2 separate regions of the Mus musculus genome follow, and region 2 is linked to region 1. Evidence: chromatin loops called from intact Hi-C (ENCODE). Cell type or tissue: heart. All regions are shown on one strand. Each heading gives the region's core, and the rest is flanking DNA. Links, peaks and the distances in the headings are about the cores only.

Region 1 (10,275 bases), core at 899-8,898:
GAAACAGAAGTAACTGATGCCAGCAGCTGAATTCACTTGGAGGTATTTACAACAAAAAGCATTTATGGTATGTGACAACATAACTGTGCCTGGTCAGATGACATAATTAAAACTTAACTGGAAACTGGATATGCCGAATAACTTGTGAGAAATGTGCTTGGATATTAATAATAGGTTATTCCTAATACATCATTGCACCTTCCTACTTTGAAAAACTGAATTCTTTGCAAATCTAAGTTTTGACATACTGAGTTCTCTTGAAATGATGTACCAAGGTCTGTTTTTTGTAAAAGAAAAAGAAATGTCCCTTTTCAGTGCTTTTCCCCCAACCCACTGTCATTGCAAACTGTCTTAGCCATTGAAACAATAGTGTTAAGTAACTACATCCACAAAATATCACTTCCCAAACAATACAGTTACCTTACAGTAACCAACTTTCTTCTGCCCTCTTTCCTCAGAGCACACATTTTAACCAATAACAAATTAGGTTCACATATTATTCTTGTTTCCAATGCAATGTACCAAGTCCCCCCAAAATGCCCAACAATCCAACAGGAAGCAACACACGGACGGGGCAATTCTAGAGAAGCTAGGGATGCTCTCGCATCTTATTCAAAATAATAATAACAATAATAATAATAAACTTTCCAGGATCTTTATTTACCGACTTAGGGAAAATTGGTTTGCAAACAACTAGCCAACTTCCCTCTCAAGTTGGTATGTGAGAGAGGCACGGTGTGTTCACCCCGACCCCAGGACTGGCCCGGGAGCTCACGCCCATTGCCCTGCCTGAGAGGAGACAATGGGAGCGGCGCGCGGGGCCGCGCTCCAGGAGCCCCGACAAGGCGGCCCGCCCGCCCCGCGCCCCCCCAAGCCCGCACGCGACTCCGGGGCGCGGCCCACCCGCGGCGGGGAGCCGGGGACGGCACTCACCGAACAGGGTCAGAGCCATGGTGGAGCCGCGCCGCCCAGCGCTCCTCGCTCCCGCGGCGGCCGGCAGACGGCACCTCGGCGGGGCGGCGGCCCGGGGGGCGTGGCGCGGAGGCCGCGGGGGGCCGCAGCGAGGAAAAGTTACGCGCGCGTTAGCGAGGGGCGCGCCCGGCCCGCGGCAGCCCGGCAAGCCGCCGCGCGCCCGCACCTGTCGCCGCCATGGGCCCGCGGGGCGCGCGCGGGCGGGCGGACCTGAGGCGCGACCGGCCGGGCGGAGCGACGGCGGCCGGCGCTCACCGCGCACCCCGCGACCTCGCCGACGCCATCTTGCCAGAGCGCGCCGCATTCCCGCCAGCCCCTCGGGCGGCCGAGCGCGCGTTACCATGGCAACGGGCGCGCGCACGGCCCACGGGGACGCGCCCCATCCGCCGCGCCTAGAGTGAGGCTGCGCCCCCCACCCCAAGCCCAACAGGCGCACCCCCGGGGCGACGGCAACAGCCGCCCCGGGCTAAGCGGGTGCAGCTCCTGAAATCCCGGGATTTTTCTTGAATGGGATGGGATGAGAGAGCAGAGCGGAGGATGCTCGGGCTCGCGGGCAGGCGGGGTCTCCTGAGGACCAGGGTTCGTCTGAGGATAGAGCTCCTGCCGGCGCCCTCAGGGTTAACCGGCGAGCGGTCCCTGCCTGTGAATGCTGCTAACATTCCCTTGGGTTGGTGGAGCCCCTCTTGTTTCCGATCTGTATACCCGGAATCGGGTAATTGAAATGCATCGGGAATTATCTAAAATAACTGTTAGAAGGCAGGTGCTTAAAGCCACTGTGTCTTTTTTTTTTTTTTTTTTTTTTTTTTTACGTTATACCTTGTGGATGTTGTCTAAGGGAAACATCAGCGTTCCTCGCTGCCTGGCGAGTCTCTGCCACAAAAGATTCCCCGGAGCTTTTGGGTTTTATCTGACAATCACAGGCACTGTCTCTAGCTCTGGTGTTTTCTACTCGCCTTGTCGTCGCCTTAATTAGCGAGAGGGCATCCAACGCTTGAGGGTTTGGATTTTTGTTTGTTTGTTTTTTAAAGGCTCAACTGTGATGTTTTTCACTTTATTTCTCGTTGCTACCTTTGTTCTGTATAAAAATAGTCCTTTTCCCTCCTACTTTCTCTGTCTAGGGTTTGTTAGTGTTTGGGTGTGTAATCGTGTTTGTTTAATCTTCAGTCCTCATTTTCTCCTGCGTGCACTTCTTGTTTTGCAGGCTCCTCGCGTTCCCTGGTGTCATTTTTCCTCTTTTCTCTAAATTTCAACTAGTTATTGTGTTATTTAATATATCTCAGGAATCAAATCTTTATAAAACGCTAATTACTACCTCAAACAGAGTGCAGCTAATCAATCATCATTTCACAGCACACTCAAGCATCAGAAAAGAAGAAAAGCCGGTAGAAAGGAGGAGCCAAGCCTTTTGTTTCAAGCCAGTTAACTCAAAAAAGAAAGAAATATTAAAATAATCAGCCTGAGTGAACAAACGTCTAGGCACCTGATCTTACATTAAATAGATTTTCATTAGCTACTGGTATAAAAATATTTCTTGGAATCACCAACATTTTACAACATTATTTTCAATAATCTCCTTTTGATTTTATGCACTCCTCCCTTTTTTTCTTGAGAAAAAAAAATTACAGTTCATCAAGATAAATGAAAATTCAAGAAGGCTTTGTTGGACAGATTTTACAGCCATGATAGTATCTCTGCTGATCCAATCTGCAACCAGATAAATCAGTATCTAGAGAGCCCATTGTCTCAACCAGGAGTATCTAGAAGAAATACTTCCCTTCTTCCTAGAAAAGTACACATAAGCACACCAAAAAAATTTTTTTCACATCTAAAAACAAAAACTTTTTTAAAATCTTTCATTGAAATTTGAACAGATTTAAAGAAAAAAAAGAACAATTTAAGGATCCCCACCACCACCACCACCACCACCACCACCACCACCAATGTGTGCTTATTTAGTGGCAACCAAGAGGAAAAGCTGAGTCTTCTGCAGTTCTCCCAGACAACCTCCTTCACCACCCATCCCCCAAGCCTTTAGAGCATGTTTGGTTTGAATTTAAAAAGGAAAATCTGTTTACCATTAGAAGCAAAGAAGCAAGGTGGATTCTTTGTCCTCAGCGGTTTTACATTTGTGGGTCGACTTCAAGTTCAGGAGATTACAACTTGCCCTGAGTCTTTATTCACAAGCAGCTCTCTTCGGGACTGTATGTCCATGGAGGTTAAGAACCGAAAAGTGTTTATTTTCTTAGTTCAATTTAATGAGAGTTACCAGAGCACCAAGCCTTTGGATGTGAGAGTTCAGTTTGCTGGAGTTTTCTCTGCCTGTTGAGGAGTTACTCTGAGGATCAGTAAGAGGGCACTTAGTACCCCTCTGCTGTGATTCACCCACTGTGCAGCCAAGCTCTAGTTACCAGACCAACATTTCACTTTTTACTAACAGCAACCAAACAGAGCTAAGTCCAGTAATGGACCCAGCTTAGACTTTAGAGGAGACCTTCCCATTGCCTTCCTCTTGTCTATACAATACCTTGATAAAGCCACACTCAATAGAGACAGCTGTTTTTAAGAAACTATTGGAAATAATGATTAAAGTGAGTGTTGGCATCTTCTCAGAGCATCTAGCTCTTGCAAGGGACGTTTTCCCACTGACTTCTCTAGCAAACAAAATGCTTTCCACACTCAAAGTGTTCCCTCTTATAAGTAGTATTGGTGCTTATAATGTCACCCTAGCCATTAAGAAATAGTGTGCCTCTTTGCTTGCTTAGTTGGAAATAAAGCAGTAGCCTCCTACTTCACATTCAATGTGAGGAGAGTGTTAACTACCCAGAAGTGATTATTATGGGTGGTGACTTTGGTCATTTATAAACAAGGCAAAAAACGAATTTACTTTTCAAAACACACACGCTTCGTTCAAAAATTTAATTGTGACTTAGCAGGAAAGTAGAAGAGCCAGTCTGTTTGTAGTGCGGCTACTAAATGGCTGTTCAGTTTTAAACAAGGCTTTGGCTCTCTCTGTCCTTACCTCCCTCATTCATAAAATGAGAGGATGAAACCATGGGAGTTGATCAAGTCTGACATCCTTCTTGGTTGTGTCTGCCACAGGGATCTTTAACAGTCTTTAAGTGGATTGTGGATAAACTGGAAGATGATTGAATCTTTAACATATTTAAAGCAGTGTTCATGTAAAGTTCCTAAATGCTCAATGTAACCAAGAAGTCACACTTCTTAGAGCACCAACTCTCTTCTCTCACTAGTAATGGATTACACAACAGTGCTACATTTACAACATAAAGGAATCTTTTCCAGTCTCAGCAGTATTAAAATTGAATGTATGCTGAGAAATCTATTTTAAATTTACTAAAATAGTTTCTCACTTCTATCCAAATTCTGTTGAGTAAACAGAACTTAGACAATCCTTTAAAAGCGTTTTTGCATCGTGAACTAATGGCTTACTGGAGGGTTTTAGGTTTTCTTTCTTTCTTTTTTTTTTTTTTTTTTTTTTTACTCATTTAGCTTCATTCCCGTTGGTAAACATTGATTTGTTCTTCAGTTTTGAATGAAGCAGAAATTAATGAGGCAGCGTCTGTCTCACAATAACAAGTTAAAATTATAGTGCTTTATCTTGTCAACACAGCTTTAAACACTGGAATACCAGCCATATTAGCACAGTTCCCAAAATAGTGCAGAAGCTTGTTGTTAAAGGGAAAAGGTTGCGCAGTTTGTTTCTGCTAATTTGATAGAAGCATTTTCTATACCTCAGCATAGCAATTACAAAGGTTGGAATTATTTCTTAAATGTTAACACAGCCTGACCATATGTAGCAGCTCCGTCCTGTGTTCATGTTAGCAACTGGCAGCTTTGTTTCCACTGTGTGAATTAGTTTGAGGTGAGTTTCGTTTGCTATTGGTTCCTTCTCAGGTTTTCTGAATAAACACTACATGATATTCGTGGCATTTGGTGACTTTGAAGTATCATTTTAAAAGGACAAAGCTTTATGCATGCAAAAGTAACTTAGACACACGTGCCTTGAACATAGGAATTCAGATGGAAATCTAGAACTAGAGAGAGAGTGTGCATCACAAACTATAAAATTGGCCATTACACTTAAATAATTTAAATTAGTGTTCAGAAGAATTGATTGTGTTCTATTGACCACCAGAGGGTGCCTATATTATATCCACTGGAGTAATATTGTGCCTTAGAAATGGTCTGAAATTCCATCCAAGAAAAGTATATAAGAAACCATAAGAATTGAAGCCAAGATTTTGCTACACAATGCTTACTCTCATCAAAATTATGCTAAAAGGCCATCTGGCTTCTTGTGGCGTGCCACTGAGGAGAGACTAAGGCCTTCCAAGTTAGGCAAACCAACCAGCACTTGGGCAGCTCTGTGATTGGGAAGGAGGGGAAGCAACAAGAAGGGGCATTAAATTCGAAATGAGAATAACCCGGGATAATGAGTTTCTTCTTACTCAGCAAGAAGAGGGGATCTCAGGTCCCTGGGTGATAGAACCTGGGGATTACTAAACCACCAAGGTTAGAATGGTCTAAGAGGCACAGGTGCTTCTAAAAAGTGTGATAGTTTGTATCAAAATCACCAGTGGACAGAGGATTGGGAGAAGGAACAAGAAGGGGGAGGGGAAGGTCTACTTTTAATTTTGCTTTGAATAAATGTTTTTAAAATAATGCTTATTTTCTGGTAAATAGTATAACAGATCTCCTGGGATTTTTTTTTATAGACTCAGCATCAAGTATATTTTCAAATACATGTTAGATAAAAGCGCAATGATTTGGCTGCCAGTAGGTTTTTGTTCTATCCTACAATCATATTATAGTATGTTAAGCCAGCATTGCTATTCAACTGTATTTTTCTGAGGTTACCAGGCATATCTAATGCACAGTGTGGCTAAATGTCTATTTAACTGGGGCAGTTGGATTTCTGCCAGGTTTGCTCGAGAGTATATAATCGGATTTGGCTACAAATCAAATCTCCCTAACATGGCCGTGGTTTTTCTGACGAATGTGGGTGTCCACAGTGAGGGTGACTTATTCAGGGTGATTACATTGGGAATTTAATCAGCACGATGCCTATGGTCCCTGGGTAAAAATTAAATTTCTCGTTAGTAGAAAGCTGAAAGGGATATAGTGAGTTTCCATGATTAAAATCAGAGTCTGTTCCTATGATAGAGTTTTCACAACGCTCTTTTGTATCCAGTCGTCTAGGACTTTCCCAGACATTTGTGACAATGAGCAGATTTAAATTCACGCATCCGTCTCTCATCCGTTCAGCAAACGTACCGTTGATATACAAGACCTCATGCAAAATTCTGGCCTAAGAACCCAAGATTATCTCTTCAGATCTGCTAAGGTGTCTTGAGGACTCAAGCTTGCCTTGAGAGATGATGAATTACGCAAACAGTCAGCACTGGATACACAGAGATTAGGTTGAGGAATATGAGGAAATCCTGAGCAAAGCAGGCAGGACCCGGCTGTGCCCAGGAACTCTTTGAGGAATGGGGACATAGGGAAGGTGCGGGATGCAGGCGGGGCTGCCGAGCTGATGGATCTTAACATTGCTTTATGAACTCTGCCTACTTTCTACAAACATTTAAGACAACTTGGAATTTGAATCTATTATATACAATTCTGCCTTGAAACTGTTCTCACTGCCCCATTTGTGTTTGTATGTCGCTGAATCTCCCTGCTGATGAGCCAAGTTGGGTGATGCGCCAATGCATGAATCCCCACAGAGGCAGAAAGTGAACCAGTGCCAGCCACTGGTTGTGCTAAGGCAGCATGGTTGAGATGAGCCAGGACACAGTCGAGAAGAGAGCAGGGGGTGGGCAGACCATGTTCACACCTTCTAGGTTATTCTTAGGATTAAACAAAGCCAGAATGGACATTAAACAAATGATTTCATCTTCTCTCAGTGTGGAGTATCTTCCTCGGTATTCAATAAAAGCCAGTTTTCCCCTGAAGTAAAGGACCTGAATCTTATGCCAGGTCCCTTCTTCTCAAAGCATTGTCATCTCAGTGAATGAGGCCTTTTCTATCTCACAGTATTTGCTTCCCATCTAAACACATAAAGATGGTGCCACAAATAACAAGCTTACTAGAAATCACAGTTGAGCTTAGTTATTTGACAAGTGTGTTTGTCTACTACACAGTGCCAATCAGACTGTCAGATCCTTTTCATTAGATGGGCAAGTGTACATTATGCCAATCATTGGCTTGTAACTACGTCATTCACCATAAAGTAAATAGATGCTGGGTCCTCCAATAGCCCATCTCTGCAGAAAGTTGCACCTAGCATAAGTATTTTGTAAAAATTATAGACTTTCCCAGGTATGATGGTACACACCTTTAAACCCAGCACTTGGGAGGCAGAGGCAAGGCCAGCCTACTCTATACAATGAGAGCCTGTCTTAGAAACAATCAATAACAGGGTTTATCGGTATTTCATTTTCTAAAGATACCACACATGAATACATGAGCAGTATAAAACTCCTTGTCTCTGTTTCTCTGTGTGTGTCTGTGTGTCTCTCTCCCTCTCCCTCTCCCTCTCCCTCTCTCTCTCTCTGCCATAACCCACAGTTGACCTACAGCAAAGCACATTTAACCCCACAAATCCCACCCACCCACCCCAGCCCCTTTAGCTTTTCCTGCCGCACTCCCCATCCCTGTCTTCCTGGTTATTACTCAGCTTGCTCTCTGTATGCTGTTTGCTGTCCTTCACCTTCAGCGATTGCTCTTAACTACCCCTGGGACCTAGGAAATGACCCCACAAGCAAAACTCTCCCTCTTGTTCTCTGACTCTTGGCTCTAGCTCTAGCCTCACTAATCTGTTGTGTACCACTCAAACACTGTGACATCTTTTTTTTTTTTAATTAGAAAGTGAAATGGTAAGAAAGATGGTCCAGATTGAAAAAAAAAAAAATCCAAAAATCTGTAAAGAGAAAAATGTAAGGGTTGGGGCTAGTGTTTTTCTATGCATGGGGCCCTGGGGTTGAGCTCCAACCCCATGAAATAAATCATTTCTACGGGCTGGCCAACCTGAAATTCTTGTCTTCAGAACTCTCTGGAAAATGGTGACTGATGGGAAACGGCTGACTCAGCTGTACAGAGAGGGAAAGGAAGAATAAAAAGGGGTCCTCCTGAGCCTGTCCATCATTAGTCTATCAGCACCCCCGAGACAATTAGAAATTAAGCTAGTAAGTCCTTCAGCAGATGAACGACTGGGTAGAATTGGTGTTACCAAGAAGAAGCAAGAATACCCTAGGGTAGAGCAATTTCCTATCCATTGTTCCTAGTCAGGAGAGAGCTGGCTGATTCCCTTCCTTTCTGATCTTGGTGCAGCCTAATTGCCAGGCTTTATTTAAGGGTTTGATAAGGTTTGAGCTGTGAAGGAAAGCCATATGTCACAGGGAATGTCTTCCTGTGTTTCTTCTGAAGAACAATGCAAGTTGTAGAAAGATGACCTCCATCGACAGGATGACATAATGTGCTCTTCCCAACCAAAAGAGGAAACCGTGCAGAGTGAGCTTTTCACGCCTGCCCGGACTTCACAGGCAGACTTTCTGTCTACCACCCTTTTCTGTCCTCGGTGCATTATGTCACATTTTCCCCTGCACTCAAGCCAAGGTTCCTTCTGTGTAAAAAGCCTTTTTAAAAAACCAACTACGATGGGACATATTTTGATTCCATTGACTCCATTGCCTAATGGAATGACTAATTCATTCCTTCAAGCTTATCTCTTTGTACAGTCAAACCCTGTAGGGAAGCGCTGGCGTCACTTGTCACACAGTGAGCAGGCATCCCTTAGTCCCAATCACCGAGACACTTCAGGGCTTTAACCCAGCTCCTTCTTTCTCTCTTGCACTGAGACTTAGAGTTTGTGTAATTAAAAAAAACTTCCCATCGGTTCTGCGAGCTCTCAACCGCTTTCACATCTGAGCATCCTGCGGCAGTTTAAGGAATGCAGAGAATTAGATGCTTGTTTAAAATAAGGCAAGCAAACAAGTTAGATGTCAGATAGACAGACCGACACTATCCAGCCAACAAGATAGGTGACAGACAGACAGACACTGTCCAACTAAGCCCTCAAAGCATCCATGTAAATTCAGATTCACCAGGAAGCTACCTCACCCCAAAGTACTTCTCATTTATCTGGGCTCACAGAGAACTCTTTAAATATGGGACTTAATGCAGTTTACATTCTATGTGTCATAATTATTTAAGTATTTATGCAAATATGTTTTTTATTCTTTCTCTTCCTCCTTTTGCCTGTCCCATCCTGGGCCCTTAAGACCAAGCTCTTCTTACTATTGAGGTTTGCTTTATATTCCCCAGCTAATAGATTCTCAGCAAGTAGCAATCGGATGAACTGGTAAATACATTAACTAACATATATATGGACATTAACACTGATTGAAGCTGGCTGTGAGTGGACTAGATCTCATAGCAGGAGGATGCTAGGATATGGCTAACCTCTGCTCAGTGGTTTGCTCCAGCCAACAGTTGTGGTAAATGCTGCATGGTTGCATGCTAAAAAGCTGAGGTGAGCCAGAATGCAGAAGGTTAGCTATGCCTGCGGGGTATTTGCTTTCCTGTTTAGTTCATTTGCAGGTCAGTGGACCAAGCTTTGCAAAGTCAAGTCAATTTTTTTTTTAAATGAAGGCCAGAAATAATACCTACATTTTCTTTTTAAAACGCTACTTTCAGGACCTGCTGGCTCATACCTTACATCTTAGCACTTGGGAGACTGTGATCTTTTGGCAGATCTCTGAGTTCAAGGACAGTCTGGTCTACATTGTGAAACAAAGTCTCACAACCACAACCACAATAAAACATAGTTATAATTAATTCACAGGCCGAGAATATATGTGGCTTAGAGATAGAATGAGTACTTTGCATGCCCAAGTCCCCAGGTTTAATCCCTAGAGCCATAATAAATGAATGAATACAATTTAAAAATACTTAAAATTGTTGGGTTATTCTTCATACAATTACCAAAAGAGGGAGAGAATAGAAAAAATGTTGAAACTATGGTTAATTTTCCTGCCCCAAAAGAACTACTGTTAACATTTATTTATTTTAAGAGTATTTATTTATTTATTTTTCTTTGTTTGTTGTTGTTTGTTTATTTTAAGATTATTTATTTGTTGTTGTTTGCTTTGTTTTTCAAGACAGGGTTTTCCTATGGAACTCTCTGTAGGTTTATATATATTAAAACCTACTTTAATAAGGGTATTAAATGCTTTAACCTCTCTTTTATCCCATCACCCACCAGAGGTAGTGGAAAGGAAA
Region 2 (10,275 bases), core at 823-8,822, 130 kb after region 1:
TCCAGTCCTCTGCAACAGTAGTAAGTGCTCTCATCCACAAAGCCATCTCTCCAGTCCTGTGAAGTTCCTTTATAATTATCGTGGCCACCATCCTAGACTAAGGCCTCTGTGTCTAACAGTTTCCTTGGGGACTGCAACATTCCATCCTGTAGGGAAGTTTCTTAAGCATGAAGGTAAACTCACAAGCTGCAGTGTGCTCTAGGTTTCTAGATTTGTGAGCTGTCATGGGTGCCAGAGTGGGCTTTGGTGATGCGGCTGCCTTTGAGACATCTCTGCTACAGTAACCCCTCACTCATATACGTGTAAATAATCCCAATAAAACTCATTGGTTCAACTTAGGGTTTGGTAGTATCCATACTTGTTTTGCCATGGGTCCCTTACCTGCCATTTCCCCAGGAAATTTCTTGCCACACAACATCCTATTTATCACTAGAAGATCTGCTGTGGTAGCCACTGGTACTGCTGACTTCAAGCCATTCCACACTGGTCTTTTTCTGACCATTCTGGAACTCTAAACTAAGCTGGCCTTCAACTCAGAGATCCAGAGGCCTCTCCCTCCCAGACTAAAGACACGCACAAGCACCAGACCACCTTGGTCTCCTTAAATAATTCTAAACATAGCTCCAAGGGGTTTTGTTTTTGTTTTTTCGAGACAGGGTTTCTCTAGCCCTAGCTGTCCTAGAACTCACTTTGTAGACCAGGCTGGCCTCGAGCTCAGAAATCCGCTTGCCTCTGCCTCCCAAGTGCTGGGATTAAAGGCGTGGGCCACCATGCCCCGCTGTCTGTGATCACATGATAAAACTCATTTATCTGCTAATTTGTGCATTTGTGTGCCAGCCTACCTTTCACCTGTAGCTCACACTGTTTCCTGGCAATGTTTCATGTGCCAGTGCTCTTCTGTTTTTAAGTCTGCAGTTGAGCCACTCACTAGGTGGTCCTCTTGCTACTCAAGGTTTAGCATAAGGTGGAGACAAGCAGTGTTCTCAAGTGATCTCTTCCCTGGAAAATGACTCCCAGCCCTTCCAAACATCTCTGTATGCTTACTCATAACAGTAGGAAACTCACCTACTGGTTTTCTTTCTTTTTTTTCTTATTTTTGGTTTTCGAGACAGGGTTTCTCTATGTAGCCCTGGCTGTCCTGGAACTCACTGTGTAGACTTTGTAGACCAGGCTGGCCTCGAACTCAGAAATCCGCCTGCCTCTGCTTCCCAAGTGCTGGGATTAAAGGCGTGCGCCACCATGCCTGGTTTATGGTAACCATGTAATGAGATGGTTTTGTGCATTTATAACCTTGTTCAAGCACCAATCACCCAAAATGAAACTCCACAACTAACAGTCAGTCACCCACAGTTCCATGCTCCTAGAGTTCCCAATAACTTCTAATTGGCCTAGTCTCTACAAAGTTACCTATTTTATACAAACAAAATCACACTATGGGTCTTTTGCTTGGTCTACTTCACTAAGTGTTTTTCAATGTTTCATATTCATCACTTTTTCAAAACCAGGGTAACTGCTGTACCTTCCTCTGACTTGGACAACCACCTACCTCAACAGATCATCTTTATGATGATCCACACTTATATAAGTACAAATCACAGCAAGAATTAAAGTTTTCATCTTTAATGAAATGACTGTGGAAATAACATATATTTCCATGACACCAGTACTACAGTCTTCGGAGTCACAGCAAGATACACAGAATTACATCCGTAATTACTATGAATGCCAACATTTCAGGCAGTAATTTCTGTTACATGGCAAACAAGATCAAGAACGCAACCATCAAACAAAAGAGACCCATAGCTTCAGACAAGGCAAATCCCAGGATAGCATATGAGAACAGCTGCTGCTTCAGTGAAGGGTTTCTAAAAGAGACACAACACAGATGACTGTTACTGTGAAGCAACGTTGATGTCAGCACATTGGGTAAATGGTAGAGTCAGATATCTAGTATGGGGATCTTTGCAAGTCTCATGGGGGTGCTATCTCCTATACCACTTTGCTTTTGTCTCTCAGAGTATTTTACCCACTCCTAATCATGTGGCATAAAGTCAGGGAGCTATCTTCGTATGCAAATATAAATCCTCAGTTTACACCACCTTGAGGGGTCCTGACATTTGTGATCTCCTTGACTCTCCTGACTGGTTGGAGTTATAGGCGTGTTCCCTAGCCCCTAGCTCTATCCTCACTTATTTAAGTGACCAGTGCACACACAGCTCAGAATATAATGCAAGACACAGCAGACACTTCATTCAAAAGGGCTACCATTATTTCATCATTTCCCTCTTTCCACGTCTACTTTCCCACTGAGTCTTCACCTTACTCTGACAGACATGATTACCTGGCATAACCAATGATAAGACTGCCAAAGACTGTTCCAATACCAGCACCAGAACCAGCAACTCCTACTGTTGCAGCACCTGCACCAATGAATTTGGCAGCAGTATCAATGTCTCTGCTGATTACACTGGTCTGAAACTCCCTTCGGATCAGCTGACACACACCATTCTGGGCCCCATTAAAAACTGTAGAGCCCTGGGAAGAGGAAATAAGGCAAAGGTCAATTCAGTAATCACATTGATTTTAACTACTATAGTGCCAAAACCAGTAACTTCTTTATACTATAGCTTGGTATGAATAAATAATTGTATGGCTCAAGGAAAAAGAAAACCAAGAGCTTGATATAATTCTTATCTCGTATAAGATAGTTAACAAGACCTATACCTCTTAGGATTTTTAAAAGTATAAAACAGAATAATGAATATGCTTTTCAACAAAGCAGGCTTTTTTGGATAACCGTGGCTATTTTAAACACAGATAACTCAAAACTATAAATACAGCCTAAAATATTTATTTGCTAATTCAGAAGGTTGTGCTGGCCAAAAGTTCCTCTCAGTGGCTCACCTTCTATGTATTATTTAATAAAACTGGAAAGAAACCACCCATTAATACACCCCTTCATGATAACAACTCTGTAAGACTTATTGACAGTGTTTCCTAATTTCTGTTATTAATACTCACCTCTCCAGTCCTAGTCTCTGGCCGAGATAACACTGATGCAGAAATTGGTCTATATGCAACTCTGGATCCAGCTCGGATCTATTAATGGAAGGAAAAGAAAGAATTTCAAGTACTAAAGAGTACACATTAGTCTTCAGTGACCTCTTGTGCAACTTTAAACTCTAAAGGAGAAAGCAGAAGAGAACGAACAGATTTATTATCTCTGCAATTAGCATGGCCTTTGGTCATTGTGCATACACAAAGCCAACCTAAAATTTTATGCTAATGAACCATGGAATGTTCTATTTAATCTATCTGTAAACAAAAATCCTAAGACCAATTAGTTACCAAGTGACTGAGTGTTGTGGAAGTTTCAGTAACTGTAGTGCTGTAAATTCAAGTAAGTTATGTGGGCTCATAAGGGTGTCGCTATGATTTTGATCATTTACAACAGTCCAGCAGCTAATGAAGCTCCTACAATTTTCAAAGGATTCCTAAATACCCACTAATTCTAAATTTACTATAGAGTTAAGCATTTTGATGTCAGCTTAACAGCCGTTGCAATACTCTCACTATAAGGACATCTGGCAGTCTGGCTTCTCTGCCCTTGAGTGTCCACGGACACTAAGGTCACAGAAAATCCCTCCAGAACCAGGACCCGATTCTCTAGCACAAATCTTTTAGATTCAGACTTCACTTAAAGCCTCCAAAAAAGCAAGCTTCGGGGCTCCCCAACACCTTTCTCCGCCCACACAAGGAAGCAAAGTCCCTCCCTCTGCAGCGGCGAGTTTGACCTACAGACGCGCACGGGAAACGCTGTGCAGGCAACTAGGCCTCAGCTGCCCCTTCCTGACTTCTCAGCACCCCGACCTTCGCGTCGACCCCAACTCCATAGGGACCGGGCGGTGGGGGAGGGGCGCGCTCCACGAGCAAGGAGGCTGTGACCTACGCCCAGAAGGCCTGTCAGCTAGGCCTCGGGGGGGACACATGGCCGGGAACTGTCTGCGGGCCCCAGGGTTGGGAGGGAGGGAGGGAGGAGAGGACATCGGGGCAAGGGTGAAGGAGAGCCGGTCCCTCGGCGTGAATGCTGGGCCGAGGCCCGGGTTACGCACCAGAGCGGGGGTGCGGGCGAGCTTGGCGCAGGCGAACATCTTTCTTCCTGGCGGCGCGGCGTGGATCTAGGTGACAGGCGACGTGGGCTCCTCTCCCGCTTCCTCTCTGCGGAGCGAAAAGAGGCTTAAGGTCAAGTGTCCCCCCCAGGGGCCTGTCCTTGCCACCCCGGCCCCGAGGGGCCCCGCGCAGGCGGTCAGCGTGGCCGCGTGCCCGGGAAGCGCAAGCCCGGTGGACAGGGCCGGGAGACCCGCTCCGCCCCGGCCCGGGCCCCGCGCCCTCCGTTTACCTTCGCTTACCTCCCGAGGCGGCGGCAGTGGCGGCGGCAGAGGTCGAAGCAGTGGGGCTGGGCGCGCAAGCGCGGTGCGGCTCTTATCCGCGCCGCAGCACCCGGATGGAGAAGGCGGGGGAAGACGCTCAAGGTCACTTTGTAACAACTTTATTGGTAACTCTCAGAGGAGGACAATGACAGGCCCCCTCCGTGACCGGCTGGCGGCCAGTGAAATGAAAAGCACACTGAAGACGACTCTTGGCTTTGTTAGTGTTACTAACGGTGCAGATAATTTTTAGTTGTTGTCGCTATCGCAGACTGAGCCTCGCTCCTTGCACGTGCCAGGCAGGGGTTCTCCCAGGGAGCTACAAGCCGACCCTGATTTGGCTTTTATTTCAAACAGGGTGAGTTGCTCAGGCAGGCCTTGAGCTCAGTATGTAAGTTAGGGAGAACCTTGATCGTCCACTTTCACCCTTCCAAGTAGTTAGCTTCTTCATAACCAACTCCAGCGGGATTATTTCTTTGTAAGACTCTAAAACAGGGTTTTTTGTTTGTTTGTTTGTTTGCTTTTGTTTAAGACGACAAATCTTTTCTCAGAAGACCTACCTAGAAGTCCTGGGAAGAACAAATGACGGTTCAAGAGCTTTGCAACTCTGTAGACTAGGCTAGCCTTCAACTCACAGAAATCCTCCTGCCTCTGTTTTCCAAGTGCTGACATTAAAGCCATGTACCACTGTGTTCTGCTGCCTTCCACCATTATAACTGGGAGAATTAAGAGATAATAATGTATCATCATTTCGGACTAAAAAAGTGCCTGAATAGTTTTCAAAATCTATTCAGCACCCAGTTCTGATAACTTTGAACAAACCAGATGGATGCAGAAATGTCTCAGATAAATGGCTGTAGTTCAACGTCTGGTCTTCTTATTGATTTTTTTAAAATAGTTTTTTTGAGATAATATAATCTCATAGGTTCTCCCCTGTTTTAGGGTTTTAATGCTGTGAAGAGACACCACGACTACCGCAACTCTTAGAAACAAACAAACAAACATTTAATTGGGGCTGGCTTACAGTTTCAGAGGTTTAGTCCATTTTCAGCATGGCAGGAAGCATGGCAGTGTTCAGGCAGACACGGTGCTGGAGACAGAGCTGAGAATAGCTGAAGGAAGAAGGCAGGCAGCCAGAAGAGACCACTGTTAGCCATTATGCTTGCCTTATGCTTCTGAAACCTCAAAGCCTGCACCCCCCCCCCCCCCAGTTACACACTTCCTCCAACAAGGCCACACCTCCTAACGGTGCCATTCCCTATGGACCCGTGGGGGCCAATTTTTTATTCAAACACCACTCCCTCCCATTTCCTCCCCCCTCCTCCTCCTAGACACTTCTTGACTTTTCAAATCTGAGGCCTCTTTTTCTTTAGTTTTATATACATATTTAGTTGTATGTATATATGATATGTTTTTAGATATAAAATTATAACTTGCTCAGTCTGTTTGTTTTAACCATAGCATTTTCTCCAGCCTCAGAAAATCACCATTGTTTTTGTTTTGAACTTGACTATTCTAGATCCTTCATCTAAGTCCTGCATTATTTGTCTCATTGTAACTAGCTGCTGTTTCTTTTAGTTCATTACATTTATTTATTTATTCTGTGCATATGTGAGGGCAGACAGATGTGTGTATAGGTGCATATGCCACAGTGTGCATGCAAAGGTCAGAGAACAGATTGAGGGAGCCAGGGCTCTGTCCTCACCATGCGGATTCCAGGGATTGAATTCAGGTCGACAGGTGTAGGGCCAAGCAAGCACCTTGACCCACTGAGGCATCTCACAGCATACTCCTGCTTTTCTTTTTTTATTATTTCTTTAATGTATATGAACACACTGTAGCTGATTTCAGATATACCATGTGGTTGCTGGGAGTTGAACTCAGGGCCTCTGGAAGAGCAGACAGTGGTGCTCTTAACCCTCCAGCCCCATTTCTTGGTTATTTTTGAGACAGGATTTCTCTCTCTCTCTCTCTCTCTCTCTCTCTCTCTCTCTCTCTCTCTCTGTGTGTGTGTGTGTGTGTGTGTAGGCTTGGCTGTCCTAGAACTCACTTTGTAGACTAGGTTGGCCTCAAACTCACAGAGATCCTCCCGCCTCTGCCTCCCAGGTGTGGGGATCAAAGTTTTGTGCCTCCACAGCTAGACAGTTGCCCTTTTCTTAAGGTCAAGTTTTGGATTTTGAGATTGGATCTAGTCATACAGTCCATGCTGGCTTGGAACTTTGTATTCTCCTGCTTCAGTCTTGAGAGTCCTGGGTCACAGCACCTAGTTAAAGACTGATGTCTTTCACACAGCAGATGTTTTTATTGTTTATCCAGGTTGAGACATGTGTCAGAATATTTTTCTTTTCTAAGGCTGGATAATGTCCATATGTATGTATGTATGTATGTATGTATGTATAGATGCATGCATCACACATGGATTAACCATTCACTGGTGAAGGACACTTGGGCTGCTACTACTCTTTGGCTATTGTGAATAATGCTACTATGATCATAGTTGTAACAATACATCTGAGTCCCCACCTTGAATTATTTTGGATACATAGCACAAAATACTGGATCATATAATAATTATATTTTAAAAGGACATGCTGTCTTTCACAGTGGCTATACCATTGTATATTTCTAAAGTAAATACAAGGTTTCCAGTTCCTCCATATTCTTACCACCATGCACGCTCACTCCTGCTTTTTCTCTACTCTCTTTTCTTTTCTCTTCTCTCCCTTTCTCTCTTCCCTTTTCTATCTCTGTCTTTCTCCTTCTCCTTCTCTCTCCTCTTTCCCTCCCTTCCTTCCTTTCTTCCTGACAGGGTCTAATGTATCCCCATCTGGCCTGAAACTTGCTCTGTAGCCAAGGGTTACTGCGAACTGCTAGTTATTCATAAAGGAGACAGTATGTTGGAGGGAACAAGAACAGAAACTAAACTTGGTTATTGTTGTTGTTGGCACAGGGTCTCCACATAGTTCTGGCTATCTTGGAACTCACTATGGAGACCACAGCTGGTCTCACAGGTGTTCATCTGCCTTTGCCTCTTTTTTTTTTTTTTTTTGGTAAGATTTATTTATTTTTATTATATGTAAGTACACTGTAGCTGTCTTCAGACACTCCAGAAGAGGGAGTAAGATCTCGTTACGGATGGTTGTGAGCCACCATGTGGTTGCTGGGATTTGAACTTCGGACCTTCGGAAGAGCAGTCGGGTGCTCATACCCACTGAGCCATCTCACCAGCCCCTGCCTTTGCCTCTTAAATGCTGAGATTAAAGTCATTGGTCACCATGCCCAGCTCCAGAAAATAGACTTTATGAATACTGCTCTGTAGATATGAATTTGGAACCATAGAAATCACTTACAAAGTTAATGTTTTGAAAATCCCTAGAAATTGAAAATATGCAGAATGAATGAATTTAGTTATATCTACTTGGTAGTCCCAACTACACAGGATAAATGCGGAGTTTTAATACAGGCCTAAGAAGCCAGCTCCTGTTCAGTCCGTTCTTGCACACTGGCTTCCTTGATTTTCAAAAGTGCTAAGAACACTGCACTCCAGAGAGCTGCTTTATTGTTGCCGTTTCTTTTGTTTGGAATAAGTTTTCTTCTGATAGCTGCTTAGCTCTTCTTTCCGTATTACTCAGGTCTTTGGTCAATTGTTATGTCTTAGGACTTCCTGGATCCCTTACATACATTTCTTTCTTTCTCTTTCTTTCTTTCTTTCTTTCTTTCTTTCTTTCTTTCTTTCTTTCTTTCTTTCTCTTTCTCTTTCTCTCTCTCTCTCTCTCTCTCTCTTTCTTTCTGTTTTGGGAGAGGAGTGTTTCAAGACAGGATCTCTCTCTTTCTTTCTTTCTTTCTTTCTTTCTTTCTTTCTTTCTTTCTGTTTTGGGAGAGGAGTGTTTCAAGACAGGATCTCTCTCTCTCTCTCTCTCTCTCTCTCTCTCTCTCTCTCTTTCTCTTGATTTATTTATTTATTATGCATAAGTACACTGTAGCTATCTTCAGACACTCCAGAAGAGGGCATCAGATCTTGTTATGGATGGTTGTGAGCCACCATGTGGTTGCTGGGATTTATACTCAGGACCTTCGGAAGAGCAGTTGGTGCTCTTGACAGCTGAACCATCTCTCCAGCCCCAAGGTTTCTCTTTGTAGCCCTGGCTGTCCTGAAACTCACTATATAGATCAGGTTGGCCTTGAACTCAGAGGTCTGCCTTCTTCTGCTTCCTGAGTGTTTTTACCACCAATGCCTGGTTGTCTTTTTTCATCTTAAAACATGTTTATTTTGTATTTATTTTAATTTAAAAATACTTATTTTTATTTATTATGTACAAGTGTTTTGCATGTGTGTGTGTGTGTGTGTGTGTGTGTGTGTGTGTGTGTGTATACTTAGTGGCAAAGGAGGTCAGAAAAGAATATCAACCCCCCCTGGAACTGGATGGTAATGAGACATCATGTGGGCACTGGGAATGAAACGTGGGTCTTCTGTAAGAACAGCAAATGCACAAACTTAGCCACTGAGCTTTCTTTTTGTTTTTACTTTTATTAATGTGTCTGTCTGTATGCCTGGGTGAATTTCTGCTGTGTGTGAAGGTACTCGTGGAAGTCATTGTAGGGTATTGGATGCCTTGGAGCTGGAGTTACAGGTGGCGGTAAGCCGCTGACATGCGCGCTCGGAAGAGCAGGAGCCGCTGACAGGCGCCCTGGGAAGAGCAGGAGGCACTTCAGAGCTCCCGTTCTTCTCTACAGATCCTCTTTCTTCATCTTCATTTATTGCTTGCTTTTTTGGTTCTCACAGAGCATGGGTCCCCAAGAGATTTTGTTGTGCTTATTGCTGTATCCACAGTTAAAAAACAAAAATGCTTGGCTTACTAATCCATTAATTAATTTGAGCAGTCAGCAAATTATTGAGCAATAAGGTTGAGGAATACAGAAATTGTTTATCTTTTATTTTCATCTGTCTGTATTATTTGATATATAGTAAAATGGACAGCTTAAAAATGTAAAAATCAGTGTGTTAGGAATTTTTCAATAATTCACAGTGATCAATAACATATTATATTCTCTATTGTGTTTACATTAATAGAAACAAAGGTTAGCGTGATGAAATAAATACTAAATTTCAGGTCTTAGTGATGGACTTGGATATACTTTAGGCAGTAGCCCTACTCAATATTCTTTAACTTATATTCAAACTCCTAATAATGTATATAGGAGTAAGCTATCTGTGTTTGAAAATATCATGTGTCTGTTTGCATGGCTTCTTTATGTTGGTTAGAAGTATTTTGTACACAGGGAGGTTTTACATAAATTTCAACGGGTTTGTATTCTATTTTATTTTATTTTAGTTTTTTGAAAACCAACTGTTAGTGTAAGTTCCCATTCTTCCTTGAAAAATCAAGACCATTTTTTTTTAAAAGAAGACTTGGATATTTAACATATACTTAAGGTATGAGAATTTTTATAGCACTAACAAAATATCTGAGAGAGTCATTTCTTCTTTTTTAATTAAAAATATTTTCAAATAGGGTGTGTGTGTGCATGTGCATGTGAATGTATGGTGGGAGGGTGTCTGATGAGGCTCCAAACATGGGGTCCCCCTGGAGCTGCCTGATATGGGGGTATTAGGAGCTGAATTCTGATCCTCTGGAAGAGCAGTACATATTCCTAGTCACTGAGCCAGACCCAAGAGAGTTCTTTCCGCCATTTTCCCCTATCTAGTCCCTGGGAGGTATTTATGGGTACATTACCAGCCCCCATGTTATGTGATTATAGAGCTACTCTATCAATTAAGGAATTCTGGGGCTTCCATATTATGCAAATGCCTTATGCTGATTAATGTTCATTTTTGAATCCACGTCTG

What was found. Peaks named below come from ENCODE experiments on the same cell type or tissue, not always from the same donor. Only the 100,000 strongest peaks of a DNase experiment are listed, where the experiment ranks them.
Region 2: a loop joins it to region 1, with 2.8 times the contacts of the local background. A loop is called at or near these places in 1 of 42 quality-filtered maps.

What each region holds. Positions count from the first base shown.
Region 1 is chr2:73,774,090-73,784,364 of GRCm38, forward strand. Chn1 (chimerin 1) reads right to left here and starts at 1,257. Exons shown (of 13, transcript NM_001113246.2): 1 at 934-1,257. The coding sequence starts at 952. In heart, for the core only: a CTCF peak has its summit at 5,098 (motif pointing right); a DNase peak (open chromatin) is centred at 1,392; H3K4me3 peaks cover 1,902 bases; H3K27ac peaks cover 1,408 bases.
Region 2 is chr2:73,906,843-73,917,117 of GRCm38, forward strand. It overlaps Atp5g3 (ATP synthase, H+ transporting, mitochondrial F0 complex, subunit C3 (subunit 9)), which reads right to left and starts at 4,484. Exons shown (of 5, transcript NM_175015.3): 1 at 4,410-4,484; 2 at 4,113-4,218; 3 at 3,022-3,099; 4 at 2,342-2,535; 5 at 1,605-1,865. The coding sequence starts at 4,151. The coding sequence ends at 1,751. In heart, for the core only: a CTCF peak has its summit at 4,592; DNase peaks (open chromatin) are centred at 3,909 and 4,439; H3K4me3 peaks cover 3,083 bases; H3K27ac peaks cover 2,045 bases.